2 separate regions of the Homo sapiens genome follow, and region 2 is linked to region 1. Evidence: chromatin loops called from intact Hi-C (ENCODE). Cell type or tissue: CD14-positive monocyte. All regions are shown on one strand. Links, peaks and the distances in the headings refer to the core of each region. The heading gives the core; the rest is flanking DNA. Region 1 overlaps CCDC146 (coiled-coil domain containing 146). Region 2 overlaps GSAP (gamma-secretase activating protein).

Region 1 (11,926 bases), core at 1,569-9,568:
GGACATCAGGTCGTCCTAAAGGTGTGCTACTTACCGTTGATATTTAAACATTGTGCCTTGCATGGATATAAAAGTGTGTGGGTATCAAGAGTAACCAGCAGGTTGGATAAAGAGGGGTATTGTCTCACAAACTGAAATATCTGCATTGCGATTGATCCTATCAAACTAAATCTAGGCTCTGGGAATGCACAAAAGACCTTAGGGTGTTTGGGAGTATCACTCGATAATTCGGAGCCCTCACCCTGCGGAAAAGGTCTCTCCTGACCTCACCAAACATTTCTGGACATTAGAAACAAGTGTCACAAACACAATTGTTTCCTTGAAGAACAACCATGGCCAGGCACAGTGGCTCACACCTGTAATCCCAGCACTTTGTGAGGCCAAGGCGGTGGATCACCTGAGGTTAGGAGTTCGAGACCAGCCTGGCCAACATGGTGAAACCCTGTCTCTACTAAAAATACAAAAATTAGCCGGGTGTGTGATGGTGGATGCCTCTAATCCCAGCTACTTGGGAGGCTGAGGCAGGAGAATTGCTTGAACCCGGGAGGTGGAGATTGCAGTGAGCTGAGATCGCGCCACTGCACTCTAGCCTGGGTGACAGAGTGAGACTCCCTCTCAAAAACAACAACAACAACAAAACGCACACACACACACACCTACACACATACCAAAACAACCAAATGTCCTAACCTCTCACATATATTTGTATTACCTTATCCTTGTCGGAGTGCATTCCACTTCCTCTCAGTAGAAAAGGGATGAGAGGCCTGTATTTATGTTTTAGGAGATAATGAATTAAAATTCATTTTACTTTGAAAAATGTATAAATGACTCTCAAAACAGTTTTAATAACCTAGAGTTGTTTTAAAAACAACATCTGAAACTCATTGGCTTAGGGGATAATGGTGATACACTTTGACCTGTTTTTCTATAACAGTCCTAGAGCAGACAGCCAAGATGTGCCCAGCTACTGTCCAGAACATAGGACCCTAGCAGAGATGGATTTAACAGGAACCCAGTGAAGCTTAAGCTTCAGGCCCCTCACTTGCATGAACCTCTTCCAAGATGCTGCACCTAAGTTAGCATTTGTAATTGTTTACTCTTTCTGTTAACGAGGGCCCCCAAGATTGTACAAGTTTCAGCCCCACAAAATTTGATCTGCCCCAGGACTGAGCAAGATCCCACAGAGAAATGTCTCGCCCACCACACTGCAGTGACGGATTCAACCTCCCTGCATGTGTGTTACCCCTGGCTCCAAAGTCCAATGACAACCTCGGGCAGGAAGGGGCTTTTCTATAACCCTTGCTGAGTACGTAAGACTCTTGAGACTTCAGCTGAACCTCCCATGAATCCACAGAGCATAGTGGGAGGTGCGGTGTTAGACAAACTTAGCTTCCGAGCTTGGCCTTGCCACTTACTAGCTGTGTGACTTCGGGAAACTTATTTAACTTCTTGTAGCATGAGTCTTAGGCAGGGCTCCCCAGAAACAGACCCTAAGACAACTACTAATGGAGGGAGAACTCTAAGGAGAATCCTATAGGAGATGGAGGGAAGCAGGATAGAGCTGGGGAAGAAGCTGGGCCAGAATACAGCTGCTTCAGAACTCTAGTCTCAGCCTGATCCCATGGAGAACTCAAGAAGTCATGAGTTGCATCACAGAGGCTGTTGCACCCAGAGGTGGGGGTGGGGGGTGTCTGTTAGATCACCACATCAGTTAGTCATTGGTCTCAGCTTGCTCCCCTCCTCCCTCCACCCCCTGGCTCCCATTCCCTGACAAGGCAGCTCTGCTCAGCCAGTGACAATCTGATGGAGAGGAGATTAAGCATGATCCATTAGCAGTCACCCCTGCAGCATTTGAGGGATGGGTGGGCAGACGGGCCCTGGCTTATGATGGTTCAGCTTATGATTTTTCTACTTTACAGTGGTGTGAAAGCAGTATGCATTTAGTAGACACCACGCTTCAAGTACCCATGCAACCATTCCGTTTTTCATTTTCAGTATTGAATAAATTACATTTATTGTACAGTATTCAATATGTTATGTTTATTTACTGTGTGGCACTCAACACTTTATTATATAATAAGCTTTGTATTAGGTGAACTGTAGACTAATAAAAGTGTCCTGAGAATGTAGGCTAGGCTAAGCTATGATTTCAGTAGGTTAGGTGTATTAAATGCATTTTCAACTTAAGGTAGTTTCAACTTACAACGGGTTTATTGGGACGTCACTCCATTGTATGTGGAGGAGCATCTGTACCTCCATAAAGGGAATCTGGGCAGAGGACCAACAGTATTTGCTACACTCAGTTACCTCCTCTTCAAAATGATAACAAATATAGCTCTCTTACAAGGTCACCGTGAGTATTAAATGGGATAATTAAAGCACACAGGGCAGATGGTAAGTATCTACATATTGTAGTTCCTTTCTCTCTCATATTTAATTTTCTTGTCTTAATTGCTTCTAGCCGAAGACCGCATAATTTAACATGATTTCGTTTCTTTACTAGGATGAAGTGGCCCACCATCAAACCATTCCAGTACAAATTGGAAAAGAGATAGAAAAAATAACACGCAAAAAAGTGTATGATTTAATATTTTTACTTTGAATCCCTGCCAGTCCAAGTTATGTGTGCACACTAGAACAAGAGTACTAACCATTGGACACATTAAATTACTATGATAATTTTAGAAATTTCTGCTTTGGGCCCTGTCTAGGTTGTTTATATCAAGTTCTTTAAAAGAAAGTAATGCACCAAATTTCTATCATTCATAGTATTTATGGCTTAATTATGGGTCAAGATTCTGTTGCCAATTTATAAATCATATTTTTATGGAGAAGTTCAATTGACTTTAACAGAGCGGTGCATGGGATAAATTATGCGAACTGGTTAGAATTTCATAGTCTAGAAGTATATCAGCCAGGCAGCAGCCCAAAGCCCAAATAATAGTAACTCCCCACTTTGCCACCCATTCATGTGTATAACACTCCTCAGATATTCAGAGTAGATTGGGAGGCAGAGGTCATTGAGGAAATTCTCAGTGTTTAAGGAACCAAAAAAGATAAAGATTTTAAGTGAAGATACAAAAATTCTGGAAAAATAATATAATTACTCTGGTGACTAATCTTAAGGGGAAAAATTAGGCAGGCACTAGTAACTGTTCTAAAAACTAAGCTCACCAACATCAAAGTTGAGAAACTCAGGTCAGTTTCAGGAGGCTGGTCAGGACGAGGGTTGAATCACAGGAGATGGTAGCAAATTGGGATCTGCACAGAAAGTAGGGAGGCTGGGCAAATTCCTGCCTTCCGTGGCACTCAGTGGAGATACCCTCCAAGTCCCACCCATCTGTGGTCTTTACCCACTGCTGAGATCATTGAATTTATGACTATCTCTTCTGCTGCATGGTTAGAAAGCAAGAATAGGTAAAGCCAGCATGGCCTCAAAATAAGGCAAGTGTGTGTGTGTGTGTGTGTGTGTGTGTGTGTGTGTGTGTGTGTGTGTGTGTGTGTGTATCCCCTACAGAGAAATGGAAAAGAAAAAAATTGTCTTGGAACAAGAAGTCAAAACGCTAAATGACTCCCTAAAGAAAGTTGAAAACAAGGTTAGTGCTATAGTGGATGAGAAGGAAAATGTAATAAAGGAAGTTGAAGGCAAACGAGCCTTACTTGAAATCAAAGAACGAGAACATAACCAATTGGTCAAGCTATTGGAATTAGCCAGAGAGAATGAAGCAACTTCATTAACTGAAAGGTTAGTTATATTTATGTATGTTATGTTCTGTCATCTAAATTTTTCTTCAATTTATATTTGAGAATTCAAAATCTCACTTTGGTGTTGAGTTAATAAATATTTAAAAATAATTTTAAATCAACTTTTACCCTTAATATATTATCAAATAAAGCACTTTGAAGTATTTTTTGATACTTTACTCAAATTTTCTCAATTTTCTGTTACCAGATTTTCAGGATATAATCTGTTGTATGTTGTAAGTTTCTGAATGTGCCTTTGGAAAATTTATCACTGGAGTATGTTATGTTCAGGGATTTTGCCAACAAATGAATGATACTTCTTAGGCCATCTTGACTTTTTTCTAACAGAAGCAATTTCGTGGTGTAATTCCCTAGGAGAGTTTTATGTCCTGCTTTTTTGTTTGTTTTTTGAGATGGAGTCTTGCTCTGTCGCCAGGCTGGAGTGCAGTGGCACGATCTTGGCTCACTGCAACCTCTGCCTCCCGGGTTCAAGTGATTCTCCTGCCTCAGCCTCCCGAGTAGTTGGGACTACATGTGCGCACCACCACGCCCGGCTAATTTTTTTTTTTCTTCTCATTAGAGACAGGGTATCACCATGTTGGCCAGGTGGTCTCGATCTCTTGACCTCGTGATCCACCCGCTTTGGCCTCCCAAAGTGCTGGGATTACAGGCATGAGCCACCGCGCCCAGCCTATGTCCTGCTTTTAAGTAAAATTTCAAGGAAACTGGAGGCTTCTATCTCTGCCAGTCTGTTATTTTTTTGGGGGGTGGGGGTTATAAGACTGCAGTTCTAAATGATACCAACTCACAAACCTAGTTGCCTTTGGCATTATTTACAATTTATGATTCCAACATGAGAATAGTCATGTGTGTATATACTGAGCATGCTGTCTTTTATTAAACTTTTAAGTTCAAGGTTACACATACAGGTTTGTTATAGGTAAACTTGTGTCATGGGGGGTTGTTGTACAGATTATTTTGTTATCCAAGTATTAAGCCTAGTACCTATTATTTTTCCTGATTCTCTCCCTCCTCCCATCCTCTACCCTCCAAAAGGCTCCAGTGTGTGTTGTTCTTCTCTATGTGTCCATGTATCCTCATCATTTTGCTCCCACTTATAAGTGAGAACATGTGATATTTGGTTTTCTGTCCCTGCATTGGTTTGCTAAGGATAATGACCTCCAGCTCCACCCACGTTCCTGCAAAGGATATGATCTCATTCTTTTTATTTTATTTTTTATTTTTTATTTTTTGAGACGGAGTCTCGCTCTGTCGCCCAGGCCGGACTGCGGACTGCAGTGGCGCAATCTCGGCTCACTGCAAGCTCCGCTTCCCGGGTTCACGCCATTCTCCTGCCTCAGCCTCCCGAGTAGCTGGGACTACAGGCGCCCGCCACCGCGCCCGGCTAATTTTTTGTATTTTTAGTAGAGACGGGGTTTCACCGTGTTAGCCAGGATGGTCTCGATCTCCTGACCTCATGATCCACCCACCTCGGCCTCCCAAAGTGCTGGGATTACAGGCGTGAGCCACCGCGCCCAGCCCTCATTCTTTTTTATGGCTGCATAATAGTCTGTGGCATATGTACCACATTTTCTTTATCTGGTCTACCATTGATGGGCATTTAGGTTGGTTCTATGTCTTTGCTATTGTGAATAGCACTGTGATGAGCAAATGTGTGCATGTGTCTTTAGGATATAACAGTTTATATTCCTTTGAGTATATACCCAGTAATAGGATTGCTGGGTCAAACGGTAGTTCTGTTTTTAGGTCTTTGCCAGAAGAGATTGGGAGCCAATATTCAGCATGCTGTCTTGATAAGTTTTGAAAAACATTTAGGACAGCTGATAACAAAATCATTTTCTTCTTCTTCCTTTACCTGGAACAGAGGGATCTTGGATCTCAATTTACGCAACAGTCTCATTGACAAGCAGAACTACCATGATGAACTTTCTCGTAAGCAAAGAGAGAAAGAACGAGATTTTCGAAATTTAAGAAAGATGGAACTGCTCTTGAAAGTGTCCTGGGATGCACTTAGGCAAACTCAAGCACTGCATCAAAGGCTTCTATTAGAGGTGAGGGCTGTAAACTACCATCTGATTTTTAAGCTCGGTGCTAACTTTTGAAGTAAAAATATTTTAGGAAGTTGTTTTTGCTGCCAGTAGAGAAGAAGAAAATACAAGTAACAGAGAAAAGGTAATTTTCAAATGCGTCAAGCCTATTATGAAATCTATAGTCCTATAATGTTTCGTAATCTCATTTTTCTAACCCAAGATTAGAGAAATGTCTTGTTTGGATCAGTCATCCTTCAGCCTGACCTGGGGAAATGACTGGACTATCCAGTTCTAGAAGAGCTAGAGGGTTCACTGCAGAATGGGGCCAAGTGGATCATTATTTTCACCAGTTGAAGGAGTCAGATCCGGCATGGTGTCATGGCAGACTATAACAGTGAAGGACTAGATCAAATTACATAGACATAAATGATCAGCAGCCTGCACTTCCGACTAGCCAAGGGCAATCCAGAACCCAATATCAGGCTGCCTGGCTAATTCTGTGCAGGGTCAGAGGTGTACTCCAGTCAGAAGATGCTCAAGACAACTGTTACCTGCCTCTGTGTTCCCAAGTGAGGGGTCTGGTTGCCCCTGGCTCTCTTTTCTCTCAGAGGGCACTCCCTGTGGTAAATGACCAAGCGCCACTGAAAGGGCAGAGGATCCTTGAGAGGGCTTCAGCCTTGTGCTAGAGCCTTCCTTGAGCGAAAAAGGGGTCAGCCTCTGAGATGAAGCAGCTAGGTGTATAGAAACCTTCCCCGTTCTCTTCAGGACTGTCATGCTCCAGAACCTTATGGAGGGTCATGACCTAAGAAATTTGAACAGGAGTTTCCAGCTGTGGTAGACACCTCTGATCCTAACCTATGCCTAGTTCTCCTCTCCTCCTGGGCACATAGAAAGTTTATACTTCCTTGCACCCTTTGCAGTTGAGCAGAGTCATATAACTCATTCTGGCCAGAGGATTGTAGACAAAAGTGACACGTGTCACTTCCAGCCTATAACATCTAATTGCCAATGTGAGACCCTCTAGCTGTTTTTCCCTCTCCTGTGGTAATTGTGGAAGTGCATGACACCATGGAGGTGCTGTAAAATGGGAGCAGCCGGGAATGCTGAGCCAACAGTGGTCTCAGAGTCCTCTTGATTGCCCACCGGCTTTGTAGGAAACAGCTTTGGTAGTTCGAAGCCATGATATTTGGAGGTCGTTTATTTCTGTAGCATAACTTAGCCTGTCCTGACTGAAAGACCAACCTTAAGCAACATGTGTGAAAAAATCGGTTAGGGTTATGAGTGTTACGAACAACTAGGACTTGGACTTCGTCTTGCTGTCAGATGGCACTTATAATCTTTTCAAGAAGTTCTCTGGTTGGGCACAGTGGCTGCTGCCTGTAATCCCAGCACTTTGGGAGGCCGAGGTCGGCAGATCACCTGAGGTCAGAAGTTCAAGACCAGCCTGGCCAACATGGTGAAACCCTGTCTCTACTAAAAATACAAAAATTGGTCGGGTGTGCTGGTGCACACCCATGATCCCAGCTACTTGGGAGGCTGAGGCAGGAGAATCGCTTGAACCCGGGAGGCGGAGGTTGCAGTGAGCTGAGGTTGTGCCACTGCACTCCAGCCTGGGCAACAGAGCCAGACTCCATCTCAAACAAAAAAAGGAAGTTTTCTATCTCAGTGAGGCAAAATGTACTTTTATAGTCTTTTGCAAAACCAATAAAACATGTATGTTCTACTATATATGTGTTTTCACAAATAACTTTTATATAACTGTTATATATAGTATATTTATGATATATATACTTCTTATTTAATCATTTTATTGCAATTCCAACAGGTAGATTTATTTGTATCACTCTGAAATCTCTTTAACTCTAGTAGTACTTTTTGCCTTAAAATATTATTTTGTCTGATTTTAGAATAATAACATCAGTTACACTATCTTTTGGCGTGTTAGATTCTGCATGGTATTATTTACTTTGATTTTTTTTTCTTTTTCTTTTTGGAGACAGTCTTGCTTTGCTGCCCAGGCTGAAGTGCAGGCACCATCTCAGCTCACTGCAATCTCCACCTCCCGGGTTTAAGCAATTCTCGTACTTCAGCCTCCCAAGAAGCTGGGATTACAGGCATGTGCCACCAATACACAGCTAATTTTTGTATTTTTAGTAGAGACAGGCTTTCACTATGTTCGCCAGGCTGGTCTCAAACTCCTGACCTCAAGTGATCCATCTGCCTCGGCCTCCCCAAAGTGCTGGGATTACAGGTGCGAGCCACCGCACCCAGCCCTATTTACCGTCACTCTTTCTGTGTCCTCATTTTGGTGTGTCTCATATACACAGCACATACTTTTCAAAATCTAGTCTGATAAGTTCTGCCTTTTTAAATTCTTGTATTTAGTCTAAAAATTAATACTTAATGTAATTGTGGATATATTTGTCCTTATTCTGTGATATTACTTTTGCTTTCTCTGTATCCCATCCGCTTCATGTTCCATTTTCTCTCCCACATTTCCTTCCTTGGGATTAATCAACGTTTCATATAGTTCTGCTATCCTTGTTTTAGATATGCATCAGTTAGTTTTACATTCTATTTCTATTCTTTGGGTGGTTACCCTGAAGATTACAACAGTCATCTTTGACTTACTAGAGTCAAATATAAGTTATTTGTATTTTTACTACTTCCAAGACAGTGCTAATACCTTTGATGATTTTAACTTTACTAACCTTTGCAACTCTTATGCCCTCAAACATATTTTCACTCCAACTTTCCAAGTTATTCTTGTTGGAAGCATTGGTTTACTATAAGCTACTCCATCTTAGCCCGAAGCACAGCACGTTAGGATGTTAAATTGGAACTTTGGGCAAACACAGACCCTGTGGCCACCCCTCCTCAGTCATAGTAAGATTTATAGTAGACCGCAGTTATAATGTCCATTCAAAGTACTGACGGAAACCTCAGTGTAATGAGTAAGACTCTTAAAACCAGCAAGTGTTGCTTGTACTAATAAAACAATTCCTGTTTATTGATCAAATAACTGTTCAGTAAGATTTCTTTAAACAATGGGATAAAATGTATAATTACCTTTAATAACCAATTTTGGTAGTTATGGTAGTAAGTAAAGTTAATCCATTCAATATGCTTCTAATGCTGAATCATCAAAGCATTCTTAATATTGAAGAGTAAGGTAACCTAAATAGAAGCAATAATTTGTCTCATAAATTAATACTTCTTAGCTCAAGAAGGGTTATACATTGGTAAAAATCACAAGATTGGTTCTAAAAGACTACACACAAAAAAACAGACTTAGGTTCACTTCTACCAGAAAATCTAGATTAAGTACCATAGAAGGGACACATAAACCTAATACACAATGTAATCCTACTACTTCCACTTCTAGTTAAAATAGAAAACATTGTGATGGACCATCGTTTCTGCTATACCAGCCAGAAAGAAATCAATAAACTAAAAATCACATATTTTTAAGAGACATATGCAAGTAGGAAGTAAATTCCACAAAGGCATCATCACTTCCTGGTGAGCAGAAACAGGTGGCCTTTTGCCTCCCTGAGACATTTGCCAAGTCGAGACTTGGGCAGGTGGAAGATTTGCCTGCCATAGGCAGAAAGACTTTGCTGGGGTTAGTCAAAACCATCAGAGCTTTTAATGACCATGTGTGTTGGCATGACAAAGTGGAATGAATTACTTAACCAAAGACATCATACTGTCATGTAATATCACACATGACGGTATACCTCTGCATTTAAACATGGCTCTTATTGACTTCCACGTGGCACTGAAAAGAAAGAAAACCATGATTCCTAGGATTTTGCTCTGACACCATCATGTTGTAGGGGTTAGAATATCATGAGTCTGTGAAGTTATTCGCTTTCTAAACATAAGATCATGTCCAAGATTGTGACAATGACAAAATCCTCTTACCAAGTGAATATGACACTTTCTATATACTGTAATTTTTCTTTAATTATAGTTTTCTAGCAATTTCATCTCCCTTTGCTCTGATTTAAAAGTGGTTCTGCATTTTTCTCTCTTCATGACTCATTTCAGTGTTGAAGGCAATGATAACAACATACTATACTGAGAAGAGCTTCACCTTTGAGTCAGGCACAGTCAGGTTCAGATTCTAGATCCATTGAATTCCTACCTATGTTACTTGTTTCCAAACCTTTGAATTGGGATTATTGCAAAAAATGAGTGACTGCAAATGGGAAAGTGTGTGGTACCGAGAAGATACTCAGTAAATATTGCCTTCCTTCCTTTATACATATGAACTCTTTGAAAGGCTATAAAGTAAATGGTATAGTCAGAATGACACTGTGAATATGGCTATTTTATTCATATGGAGAAGATGACATCATCAGGCCCTACTGATAAACCCCGGAAATGCCTCTCAGTACCCACTCTGCATTACCTAAATGACTGCAGCTCTACACCAGCTGTTCTCCATAGGTCCAGCTCCTTTCATGTCCAATTTTTCCTCCATCTTAGCCCAAAGCACAAATTTATATTCTTAAGTGACACATTCATGTGTCACTCACCTGCTCAAGACATTCAATGGATCCTTAATTCACATAATCACAGAATGAAGGAACCAAGAGGAATCTTAAAGATCATACTCTAAAAGCAAACAGGTTTCATCTCAAATGCCAGCTCCCTCCATTTGGGGGTAGCTCCCTGTAGTGATGATAATGCAAAGGAATTTTTTTTTTTTTTTTTTGAGACAGAGTCTCAGTCTGTTGCTGAGGCTGGAGTACAGTGGCACCGTGTCGGTTCACTGCAACCTCTGTCTCCTCGGTTCAAGCAATTCTCTTGCCCTCAGCCTCCTGAGTAGCTGGGATTACATGCACCCACCACCAAGCCCAGCTAGTTTTTATATTTTTAGTAGAGATGGGGTTTCACCATGTTGCCCAGGCTAGTCTCAAACTCCTGACCTCAGGTGATCCACCTGCCTCGGCCTCCCAAAGTGCTGGGATTACAGGTGTGAGCCATCGCGCCTGGCCCAATATTGCAAAGGATTCTGAGGCCCAGTGCTGACTTGTCAGATAGAAGCTCTGTAGTTGATTGGTGATGTCTGCCCCAGGCATAGAAAGTTTGTCCATGTATTTCCCATTCCTAATCAAGTCATCTTCCTAATCAAGCGCTGTTTCTTCAGCCAGTTCTTTTGGTATATCTTCATACCCCAAGTAACATGCTTATGATGCTGCTACTTGAGTTTTCAGTTGTAGACTTGATCTTTTTTTTTTTTTTAATCACTATAAAAGATGAGGATTCAGCCCTCTTTAGACCCCTGTTCATCACAAATACATTTCTTGTCCCTCTGTATACACGGTATTCTCATGTCATAATTTTGATTAGTTCAGAATTTGTTATTATTATGAACATATAAAGGCTATTCGTGCCTGAGCCATGTGATATTATATAATTACCCTTACAAAATTTTGTGTTCCCAGGAATTTATAAACATCCTGTTTTTACACTTTTATAGTTTTCGGTGTGCTTATCAGTTCAATCCCAAATTCTTCTCCAATTATATAAATCTCCTCTCAGTATATTAAAACACATTTGATGGCCTATTCATTTACTCTTCTTGAAGAAATCTCTTCTAAGCCTCATCAATGACCTCTAGCCAAAGACTAACAGGAATACATCAGCAGTTGAATGCGCTGAGTTTATTACATATTGCAGCAAGGGAGAACACACGCCATGGAGAATTGTAGGGAGTCTCAATAGAGGGTATTAGAAAGGACTTACAGGATATGTGTCATGTGACTTGAGGAACGGTTTAAAGAAATGGGACTTTGCCCTGAATTAGGATGTTCTCAGGAAATGAGAGTAATTCTGTGGTAGAGTATCTTAAATTTTACCTAGAAAAAGAAAAGATTAGATGGAGACCAAAACTGTGATTGTTAAACAAAGCTATACAAGGGGAATTTATGGTATTTTGTGGCTTGGACAATGTTCATGTTTTTGTCTATGTTCAAATACAGTTATGGAGTGGCCTTGTTTTTGTCCTGATCCATCATGATTACAGAGGGGCTTTGTCTGAAGTTGATGTTCTGGGCAATTGTTTATGTTCAACAGGGGAATACCAAGGCCTACCTATGAGTACCAGTTCTGCTCCT
Region 2 (10,461 bases), core at 228-8,227, 54 kb after region 1:
GCCCAATAAGCTATTATGCAAATTGAAAAAAATGTAGCGAATACCACACACTATATTAAGTAAACACACCTTATATCTATTCATAATTTTAAAAGTATTATTCCAAAGTAGCTGGTTAGTCTCCAGGCCCTTGATGATTAAGGACCCTTGGAGAAATGCCATGTTCCTATGAAGTTTCTATGAGGGAGTAAATACTCTCTCAAACGCTACATTGAGGAAAGTGGTTTATACACTGATGTTGCCAAACCCTTTTACTGAAATGGAGTTTATCTGCTGCTCTTCAAAACCAGAGATGGGCATGCCAACTCTGATGTTTTGACCGGAAACTAAGGGGGGTACGCATGTTTATATCAACTTCTCTGCCATTGTCTTGCCTAGAAAATTTTAATTCCCTAAGAGTACTGGGGAAATAAACAAATTTGGAGACCAAATTAAATATTCAGCAATGTTTCCCAGAGAGATCTAGCTATGGAAAATATGCTTTGTTTTCTATTCTTGCCTTTGCTTCAGTAAGCCTGTGAGTGAGGGGCAAGGGCCACTACAGAGCAGGGCGATTAGGTCCAGAAAGGTAACAGACAGCCGTTCGTGAGAGGACAGTGCCAGAGGTGCAAGTGTGCAAGGCATGTACACAGCAGATGGAGCTGGCTAAGGCTCTCCAGGTCAGGAAGTTTGCAGAGTTAGAGGCTCGGAAGACCTTGCTGTGGAATTTCATATTTTCATAGTATCTCTGACTCTAAGTGTTGATATTCCCTTGTGTTTCTCATTCTTCTTTTGACCTAGGAATGTCTTCCTACCATGTCATATTTTCATAGTATCTCTCACTCTAAGTGTTGATATTCCCTCATGTTTCTCATTCTTCCTTTGACCTAGGAATGTCTTCCTACCATGGTAGAAATGCAGTAAGGGGAAATACAGGTCTAGAACCTTCTGTCCTCACCTGTATTCCAATGTATCCAAGTTAAATCTGTTTAAATGCCAAAAGCACGTTTCCCCTTCTCCCTCCCTCTCAGACTCAGATGTAAATATTAGTGTGGTTTCCTAAGAGGCAAAAATGGCTTAATGTTCTCACTGGACTGTGCCAAGGCAGTGCAGAGCCAGAGAGCAAGTGCTTTGTAGGCCAAGTGGGAAACAGCTAACAGAGGGCTGGGGACGGGTGGGATTTCTTGGAAGTGTTGAAAAGTGAAACAATTCAATTGACTTTAACCCAAAGCAAGTAAATGCTCTTTTTGCAAGAAGAAATTGAAGGAGGGTAATGCCAAAGCTTAGGGAGAAAATAAAATGTAACTCAGTATTACCGGAGGAAGCCGCACAATGATACTGAATTTCAGTTTTTCATTTTTCTCTGTATTATCCAGATCTACAAGAAAGTTAGAGATTAGCAAATGAAACAAATACCCATTTTGATACTTTAGCAAGTTAATATTAATACTTGAGTGGTTCATCTTGATAGGACATATCCCAACTGTGTATTCTCAAGCTAATCTAACAGCATTTTGGAAATTTTACTCTGACTCTCTGAATAAAAAGGGATTTTTCTATAACAGGCTGCCAGGTACAAAGCAATTTTATTGACTAACTTAAAACAGAAGGTACCTTGAGGAATGACAAATGCTTTCATATAAACAAAAATCATCTTAAAATACAATTGAATAATTTGAGTGATTATACTACAGAATTTAAAGTTCAAATTCATTTAATTGCCCCTCTCAATAATTTTCCTTGCATTTCTAGTCTAACTTTGAGATGACAGAGTTAATCAGCTGAAAATAAGCCATTTCGTGACATTTTCTTGAGAAACAAGCCTGCAGAGGTTCCTAGCCTCAAGTGCCCTCTTGCACAGAAAAGGAATCTAATAGTTGTATGTGGATTGAAAAGTCCCTTAGGACCTCGTGAAGGGCTCAGAAACCTTAAATTGGCCCAAAAGATGATTACAGGGAATGGATTGTGCTCACAGGACCAGCTGTATAATTTGTGGGGCTCAGCACAAAATGAACACGAGCAAGCCCTCGTTCAAATACTACTAAGAATTTCAAGATGTAATGCAGCATTAAACTGAGCAGGGCACTCTTCTGAGTGCAGCCAGGCTCTTGGTGACTGCACAGGTTGCACACCCAAGAAGCTAGCCTTGGTGGTGCTCAGGCTGGAACTAGCACTCTGGCAAACTCAGGGCTTCTTACCTTTCATGAGCCTTATGACAGCTGTTTCAGTGAGAAGCAACACTCCACTGTCAATGCAATGCAGCAGGTTATGCAAAGGGAGACACTGGACCCCGAGGATGGTGTGCAGAGTATGAAAACCTAGGATGAGAGATCTGGAGGGTAAACACAGTCAGCCAACATCTCCAGCAGCCCCCGGGGAATGGATTAGATCATGTTAATAAAGCACTTAGTTCAGTGCTTGGTGCCTGGAACCAACTGAATTTCTTGAAAACAAGGTCCAAGTTTCCTTCTCTGTATTATTCGTAACTAAATATCACGCTGGGTCTATAGTAAGTTTCCGGTAAGTATACATTCCTTGCTCCTTGGGTCTCTTCCTGCACAGAAACAGAGCAAGGGCCTGCTCAATGGTTTTACGGTTTGATATGTTTGTGATTCTACAGTAAGATAGCAAAAGAGTACAGAAGCATTTCAGATTTCGTATGTCCAGACTAAAAGGTTGTTGGGATGAGGACCATTTTGCTGAAGGGAAACAAATTTGGACCAGAAGGCAATAGTTTATATGGCTTATCTCTGGGTATGCCCTAGAGAAAGGCTTTTAGAGTCTACTTGGACTAAAGTATAGAAAAGAAAGAATTAAGACAATATGGCCAGATAGTAAATTTATAGGAATTCAATTGAGAGGCAGGCATTCTCAAGCCTGTCTCACGGGTAGAGCTACCCACAGAAACCCAGATCTCTAAGTATACTACTACTGACAACAGATAAAAACATCATGCATGGGAGAAGGTATCAGACCAGGAGAGAATCAAAACAGCTCTCTTGGAAGTGATGGCATTTGCGGGGAGCTTCAAAGGACAGATGCAATTCCTATCAGTGGAAATGAGTGCGGACAGTAGAAAAAGCCAGGTTTGGCATGAGCAGCCCTAGGCCAGAATCCAGCTGTATTACTCACCAGCTGCAGGCAACTAAGCCTTTCTGAGCCTCCATTTCTTCATCTCTAAATTGGAACCACCAGTACCTTTCCCACAGGGCTGCTTTGAGAACTAGAGCCAGGTCTGTGAAGAGCCTAGCATGCAATATAACAATAGCGACCCATACTGGACATGTACCAAGGCTTTCAACCTGTGTCCTGGCTCATCTGATCCTCATACAAAAGTATGGGGTGGGAATTACTAGATTCCCATTTCATAAATGGAAAAACCAAAAGCCAAGATTCACAGGAGCTAGGCAACTTGCCCAGGATCACAGAAATAATAATGTGTAAGTTGAAATTTGCATCAACTGTGTGATTGTAGGGTAGGCTTTCAACCATAATGTCACTGTTAATAACTGGCAGCTGTGTTAATAGAACATGAACAGAGGTCCGAAGATGAGAAAGCACAGGGCATATTCAGAAAATAGTAAATGATCCAGCTGGGTTGGAATCATATTAGAGGAGAGAAAGATTAAGAGGTAAGGTTGGAAAAGCTAATTTATTCAGCACATCCCTTCCACACACCTGGCAAGGGGCTAAGAGTATAAAAATGAGCAAAACAGGCACAACTGCTGCTCCCATACACCTTGCAGTCTGCTGGGGGAGGCAGACAATCAATTACAAAAAATAGACATTTTTAAAAATGTGACCAGTTCTGTGCTTATGAGTGCAGGTGACAGAGGTTGAATGCTGAATGATAGAGATTTATTAATTTGAGAGACTTTGAGGAGGTAATGAAAGTTTTTAAGCAGAACAGAAGATTTACCATTGGGATATTAATATGGCAACAGGCAAAGAATGAGTTGGAGTAATAATTTGCTACAGAAGGTATGAAGACCTGTAGAGAAGCTATTGCCTGAACGTGGATAAGAGGTAATGGAGGCACTGAATCAGAGAGGCATGGTAACATGTACAGGCTTTGCAACTCATTGAATGTGGGAATGACTGACAGAAGAATCATAGCCTACTCTTGGGAAGGTACCTGACAAAAGGATGATGCCCAACGAGCAGGGCTTGGATTCAGAGAAATCATGGGATTTTCTCTCTCTAAACACATGAATCACAAGCCATGGGGCACAGTCCTAAGTCCTTGTAACATCAAGGGTCAGATGAAGTACAGGCTCTGCCCACAAGCATGTGTTAATGGGCTAACAGGATGAGTCCACTAGCTTCCCTGAGTCCAAAAAAACTCCACTATTTTACTAGTTAATTAACAACAACGTTTTTCAAATGGATTTGGAAATTCTTCACAAAACTATTAGTAAAAAGTTACAAAATTATTTCTGAAGAAAAGTTTACACTAGATTATTGATGATATTGATTTTCTGGATTCAAATTTCCCTCTCCAGCCCTGTGTTCATATGCTAAAGGTCCCTGATGACCCTTCATCCTCTATCCCCAGGGCACAGTCCCAAGTTCAGGGACCTGTTCTTGGCCTCTATACATCAGCTCTGAGCAACAGAGCAAATTGGCTATAATTAGTCATCAGCTCCACCCAACTTTAATCCTCATCTTCCAGGGCTCCTGGCCTCCTCTAGCCAGCAAGTGCAATACAGTTCCTTTTTTTAAAAGCAAATGCCCTAGCTCTAAACCCTGACTTCCTTTTTGTGTTCCCCATTCTCTTCTTAACTTTAACCAATTCATGTTACAAGTCTCTGACAATCGTAACTCAAACAGTCATCATTAGTCCAATAGGCCTGGAAAGCAAGCACACTTACGCATGTGCATATAGAAACACCCTGAATTCATACAAGCATGCACATGCACACACACACATGATCCAGTGTCACCTCCCCCCTCTATTTCCATGTCACATGATGGAAATAAACATTCAAGAGAAAAGGAGAGAGCATGGAATACTATGCAGCCATAAAAGAGGATGAGTTCATGTCCTTTGCAGGGACATGGATGAAGCTTGAAACCATCATTCTCAGCAAACTATCCCAAGGACAGAAAACCAAACACCACACATTCTCACTCATAGGTGGGAATTGAACAATGAGAACACTTGGACAAGGGTTGGGGGGGAACATCACACACTGGGGCCTGTCGTGGGGTTGGGGGCTGGGGGAGGGATAGCATTAGGAGAAATACCTAATGTAAATGACGAGTTAATAGGTGCAGCAAACCAACATGGCACATGTATACCTATGTTACAAACCTGCACGTTGTGCACATGTACCCTAGAACTTAAAGTATAATTAAAAAAATGAGAAACACCTTTTCCTTACCTGACCCACAGACACAAGCCATAAGTCTACTTATAATAATTCTCGATCACTATGGATAACATCTTTGTTTTCCCTCCTTATCACTGTGAAGGAATGTGAGTTGGGTAGAAAGTGGATTTTTATGATCTCCAGGCGTAACAATGTCCCCAGTAAGTCAGTTTCATTTATTTTCAAAAGAAGCTTGAATATCTGTAATGAACAAATCTAAAACTGTCAATCCATTTCCCTACCAAATTTTTTGTGTTAACAACAAACAATTAAGAATTTAAGCCACAAAGGTAGTTTTCCTGTAATCCTTCAATCTTTCTAGGGTGTACCTCATAACTCATATTCCATTGGGATAATTTTAAACCATCCATTCCCCTCACAAATGGTCCCTTTCAACTCCTTTTGTACTGCCATACAGACAGACATTAAATAAGGTGGATGAAGAATGAAGGATTCCAAACCGTATCAGATGTGTCATAAATGCAGAGCAGCATATGCTGTAGGGATTCTTTAGGCCCATAAATAGCCCATGTTTCAACATCAACTAATTCAACTGGAATATAAAATTCAAGAAGCAGCATGGATTTTGGAGCCAAACTGCCTGGATTTGAATATCAGCTCTGTCACTTAATAGCTATGTGACTTTAGGCAAATTACTCAACCTTTCTGGCCTCAGTTTCACCATCTATAAAATGGGAATAATATTAAGTGGAACCACATGAAAGTGCCATTTTTGTTGGCCAAAAAATGGTTGGGCACTGACAATTTAATGTGGTCCAACTTAAGTTTCTACCAGTTAAAATTTTATGAAAATTAAGTGTACTAATTTGTGTGTACTTTCAACAGTACGTGGCACAAAATGAGTATCATATATATGTTGGCCTAAAATGAAGCAATGAACAAATGATGAATGGATGAATATATATGAATGAAGTAACTAAATATCAGCTGATATGTAGTTACAGCTATCATAAAGTTTAACACTCATTAGAACTTTATATGCAATAATAAATCCATTCATGTTTAGGCAACTAATCTTCAAAAGCACCAAGAACACACAATGGGGAAAGGATCGTGTATCTCTGATAAATGGTGTTGGAAAAACTGTCCATAGGCAAAAGAATGAAATGGGACCCTTATCTTTACCATAAACAAAATTCAACTCAAAATGCATTAGAAAGTTAAACATAAGACCTGAAACTGAAAAACCCCTAAAAGAAACATAGAGGGAAAGCTTCTTGACATTGGTCTTGGCAATGATTCCTTGAATATGACATCCAAAGCACAAACAATGAAAACAAAAATATGTAAGAGGGACTACACCCAACAAAAAAGCTTCTGCACAGCAAAGGAAACGATCCTGGGCCTGTTGTGGGGTGGGGGGAGGGGGAAGGGATAGCATTAGGAGATGTACCTAATGTAAATGATGAGTTAATGGATGCAGCATACCAACATGGCACATGTATACATATGTAACAAACCTGTGTGTTGTGCACATGTACCCTAAAACTTAAAGTATAATAATAAAAATATATATGTATAAAAGGAAACGATCCAAAGAGTAAAGGCAAAACCTACAGGATGACAAAAAGTGTTTGCAAACCATATATCTAACAAAGAGTTAATATCTAAAACATATAAGGAACTCAAACCTCAATAGCAAGAAAACAACCAGATTAAAAAATGGGCAAGGGACTTGAATAGACATTTCTCCAAAGATTGCAGACAAATGGCCAACACTTATGTGAAAATATGCTCGACATCACTAATCATCAGGGAAATGCACATCAAAACCACAATGAGGTATCACCTCACATCTCTCAGGTTGGCTACTATCAAAAAACCACAATTTAAGTGTTATCAAGAATGTGGAGAAATTGGAATCCTTATACACTGTTGGTGGGAATGTAAAGTGGTACAGCCACTGTGGCGAACAGTATGGAGGTTCCTCAAAAAATTTAAAAAAAAGAATCAATATATGATCCAGTAATCTCATTTCTGGATAAATATCTGTAAGAACTGAAATCAGGATCTTGAAGAGATATGTATATACTCCCATGTTTATCACAACATATTCACAATAGCCAAGATAGGGAAACAACCTAAATGTCTACTGACAGATGAAGAAAGTGTAGAATTTACAATGGAGTATTACTCAGCCTTAAAAAATGAAATCCTGCTCCATGTGACAACATGGATGAAACTTCAGGTCATTACACTAAGTGAAACAAGCCAGTCACAGGACAGATACTGCATGATTCCACTTACATGCAGTATCTAAAGTAGTCAAACTCATAGACACAGAAGGTAGAACAGTGCTTGCCAGGAACCGGGGAGTAGGGGATAAGTAATTGCTGTTCAATGGGTATAAAGTTTCAGCTATGAAAGATGAGTAAGTTCTAAAGACCTGCTATCCAACATTGTACCTATATTTAACAATACTGTATTGTGCATTTAAAAATTTGTTAAGAGGGTAGGTCTCAAGTGTTCTTACACAATAAAAAAATGAACTGATATGTAATGAGCACAAGACAGTTTATAGCTAACAGGGGCTTATTTCTCATAATGGATACTGATTTCTATGTACATCTTCCCAACTAGACTCTTACTAATCTTTGTAATTGCTCTAATTTCTAGCACGTTACCGGTCATGTCATAGTTGCTCAACAAATATTTGTTGACTAAATGAACAAATGACCAATTAAATGAATGACTGCATATACATCTCCCCAGGATGTTTTGTGGCCTGACTTGATCCTATTTAAAAATTCCAAGGGAATTTTTTAGCCTCCAAGCGTATAAGAATCAGTTCAATTCTTGGCACCAAGCCAGACCGACTTCCCAGTGTTAATCTTCAGACATCTCAATCAGATAAACTAGGCCTGGAGACATCAGAGACAGAGCTCCCTGAATTAGTTCTACTAGTTCAAATTATCCTAGAAAGCTGCATGGGGTAAGCCTAGGTTCCCTAAAGTTAGTAATAAGCTACATCATAGTTTAGTAGTCAGAGGAGCTCTGGTCAGCAGAGACCAACCTAAGGGCCCATCACTCACAGTAACACCAGATACACAATTTCTCATACACAAGTCTCATCATCAAACTTATAATGTACCAAAGGCAAGGGCCCATATGAAGAAGAAATAAATTTATTATACCAAAGGACAAAAGAGCCAACACTTACCAGGAGGCAGAGGTAAAAACAAACTGTTTGTAGCTTCCAGAATCCTGGTCATGATGTGAAAAACTGCAAATTCAGCAGCACTGCCACGACTATTGCTGGGTAAAAAAAACAAAGCAGCATGTCAGCCAAGGAGCTCATCTGTGATGCTCCATTTGTCCTAAGCAGTGGCTTTGAGTACTACACAAGGGTTCATGCTAATCATGAAATGCTATGCCTTGTAGAAAGCCCCATAAATATGAATGTGACCATCGGCCTAATGCCTAGAATTTAATCAGAGTAGGAACATATGTTACACATTGTATTAAGTGAAATTCCCCTTCTTGGCAGTACTGGGCTCATTTGTCCCTCCCCTGTCACCAACCATGTGCCAGGGAAAGAGGATGGGTAAAGTAACGGGCATAACTTTGTTTTAATTTTAGCTTTTATTATACATTAAAGGGTACATATGCAGGGGGGCATAACTTTAAATGCTGAGTATAGAATTAAGCTAGATGGTGTTGAAGCTGGTGAGAACTGATTTGAACTAGTGCATTTCAAAAGGGTTTTGCTACAACAGAGTTGTTTCCACTCTTTGTACACCATGATAAAAGTGAGAAATACTTGCGTACAAGTGGAGAACCCAGGAATGAAGATTATGTTTCCTCCAATTGGTTTCTACGATGTGGCAAATGAGATCCAGCTGGAGGGTGAAGACAGTCCATTAACCATTGCTCCATTCCTTCCCTCAAGGGCCCCACAGCTAGGCCTCCACAACTCAGATAAGCATTTCAGGGCAGCTGGCATTCAGGCTGCATCCAGACACACAACTAGCCTTTCTGAGGTCAATTCTGAAGCACTGAACCCAAAATAGAAAGACTGAAAATGTGCACCAGAAACTAACAAAGCATCCTCTGTTTGTGTGGGCAGTGCCCCAGCTCAGCCTCCCCAGCCCAGCTAACTGGCCCCACCACTCACACTTACAGACCCCCATCCATCAGTGAAGGTAAAGTGCTACAGGGTTTGCTCCAGGCCTGTCACAACGCAAGAGCCAACAGTGGACAGTCAGAAGAAAAGAGACACAGAATGGAGGTCATGATCATGAGCTGTGAAGTAAGACTGGTATCAAGTCCAGATTCTATACATTACTAGTTGTGTTACCCTACACAAGTTACCCACCCTCTCCAAATTGCAGTGTCCTCATCTGTAAAGTGAGGGGAAATATTTCATAGGGTTTTTGTAAGAATTGGTTAGCACACTGACTGGAACTAATCAACCAAAGTAGGTAGCCTTCTTTGTCTTAGAGCTTTATCCAGAAACCCATTCTAACGCTGCAACGAGTTTGCCAGCAGAAGAGCAGTCCCTATGGAGTTGTTATCAGCCACGAATCCACACATTGTGTGGGCTAAAAACGGGGCAAAGCAGAAGGATCTCCATAGACTCACAGGCAAACGCTATCCTTGATACAGATCCTCAGTTTCTCTTTGGCTGAAATTAAGTAAGTTAACATGTAACCAATATAATCAGGTTCTGCAGCAACTTCCTTGGATATGTTTTAGAAAGGATGCCAGCCACTCTCCTTAGAGGGGAGCAGAAGGCATGACTAGTGGCTGCTGGGCAGGGGCAGGGAGATGTGGCCTCAATCAGTGACTGCTGAGTCAATGTCAGGGACCTTGAGTTTTCTGAGACTTCATATGTATCGTTTCTGGGCCTATTGGTTCTACAGGCTGTTAACACAAACTAGTGTTAAAACTTATGTTATTAACAATGGAGAAAAATGACGCTTGAATGGAAACCCTTCTTAGCACTTTGGGAAGTAAGATTTCGAGTCAACAGAAATAAAGGTGATAGGTGGATGTGTTAAATCACTGTGTGTTGTGAGTTTTTTTTTTTTTTTTTTTTTTAAAGCAAGTTAATGTCAACATGGGGAGGATCAGTAACACATTCATCAAG

Evidence for each region. Hi-C counts contacts between places; a loop is a spot of excess contacts. Peaks named below come from ENCODE experiments on the same cell type or tissue, not always from the same donor. Only the 100,000 strongest peaks of a DNase experiment are listed, where the experiment ranks them.
Region 2: a loop joins it to region 1, with 1.9 times the contacts of the local background. A loop is called at or near these places in 16 of 110 quality-filtered maps.

The regions. Positions count from the first base shown.
Region 1 is chr7:77,256,489-77,268,414 of GRCh38, forward strand. It overlaps CCDC146 (coiled-coil domain containing 146), which reads left to right. Exons shown (of 19, transcript NM_020879.3): 6 at 1-21; 7 at 2,507-2,580; 8 at 3,521-3,748; 9 at 5,633-5,819. LOC102723791 (a long non-coding RNA gene) reads right to left here. Exons shown (of 6, transcript XR_927688.3): 3 at 8,868-8,975; 4 at 713-767. Among named protein-coding and RNA genes, the nearest start is that of CCDC146-AS1, 14 kb to the left of the region's middle. In CD14-positive monocyte, for the core only: no CTCF peak of the experiment used is centred there; DNase peaks (open chromatin) are centred at 1,703 and 6,043; H3K27ac peaks cover 763 bases.
Region 2 is chr7:77,312,193-77,322,653 of GRCh38, forward strand. GSAP (gamma-secretase activating protein) reads right to left here. Exons shown (of 31, transcript NM_017439.4): 25 at 9,141-9,211; 26 at 8,533-8,627; 27 at 2,178-2,297; 28 at 1,296-1,357; 29 at 1-10. Among named protein-coding and RNA genes, the nearest start is that of CCDC146-AS1, 69 kb to the left of the region's middle. RefSeq lists an enhancer at 3,900-4,401. In CD14-positive monocyte, for the core only: no CTCF peak of the experiment used is centred there; DNase peaks (open chromatin) are centred at 4,209 and 4,659; H3K27ac peaks cover 1,121 bases.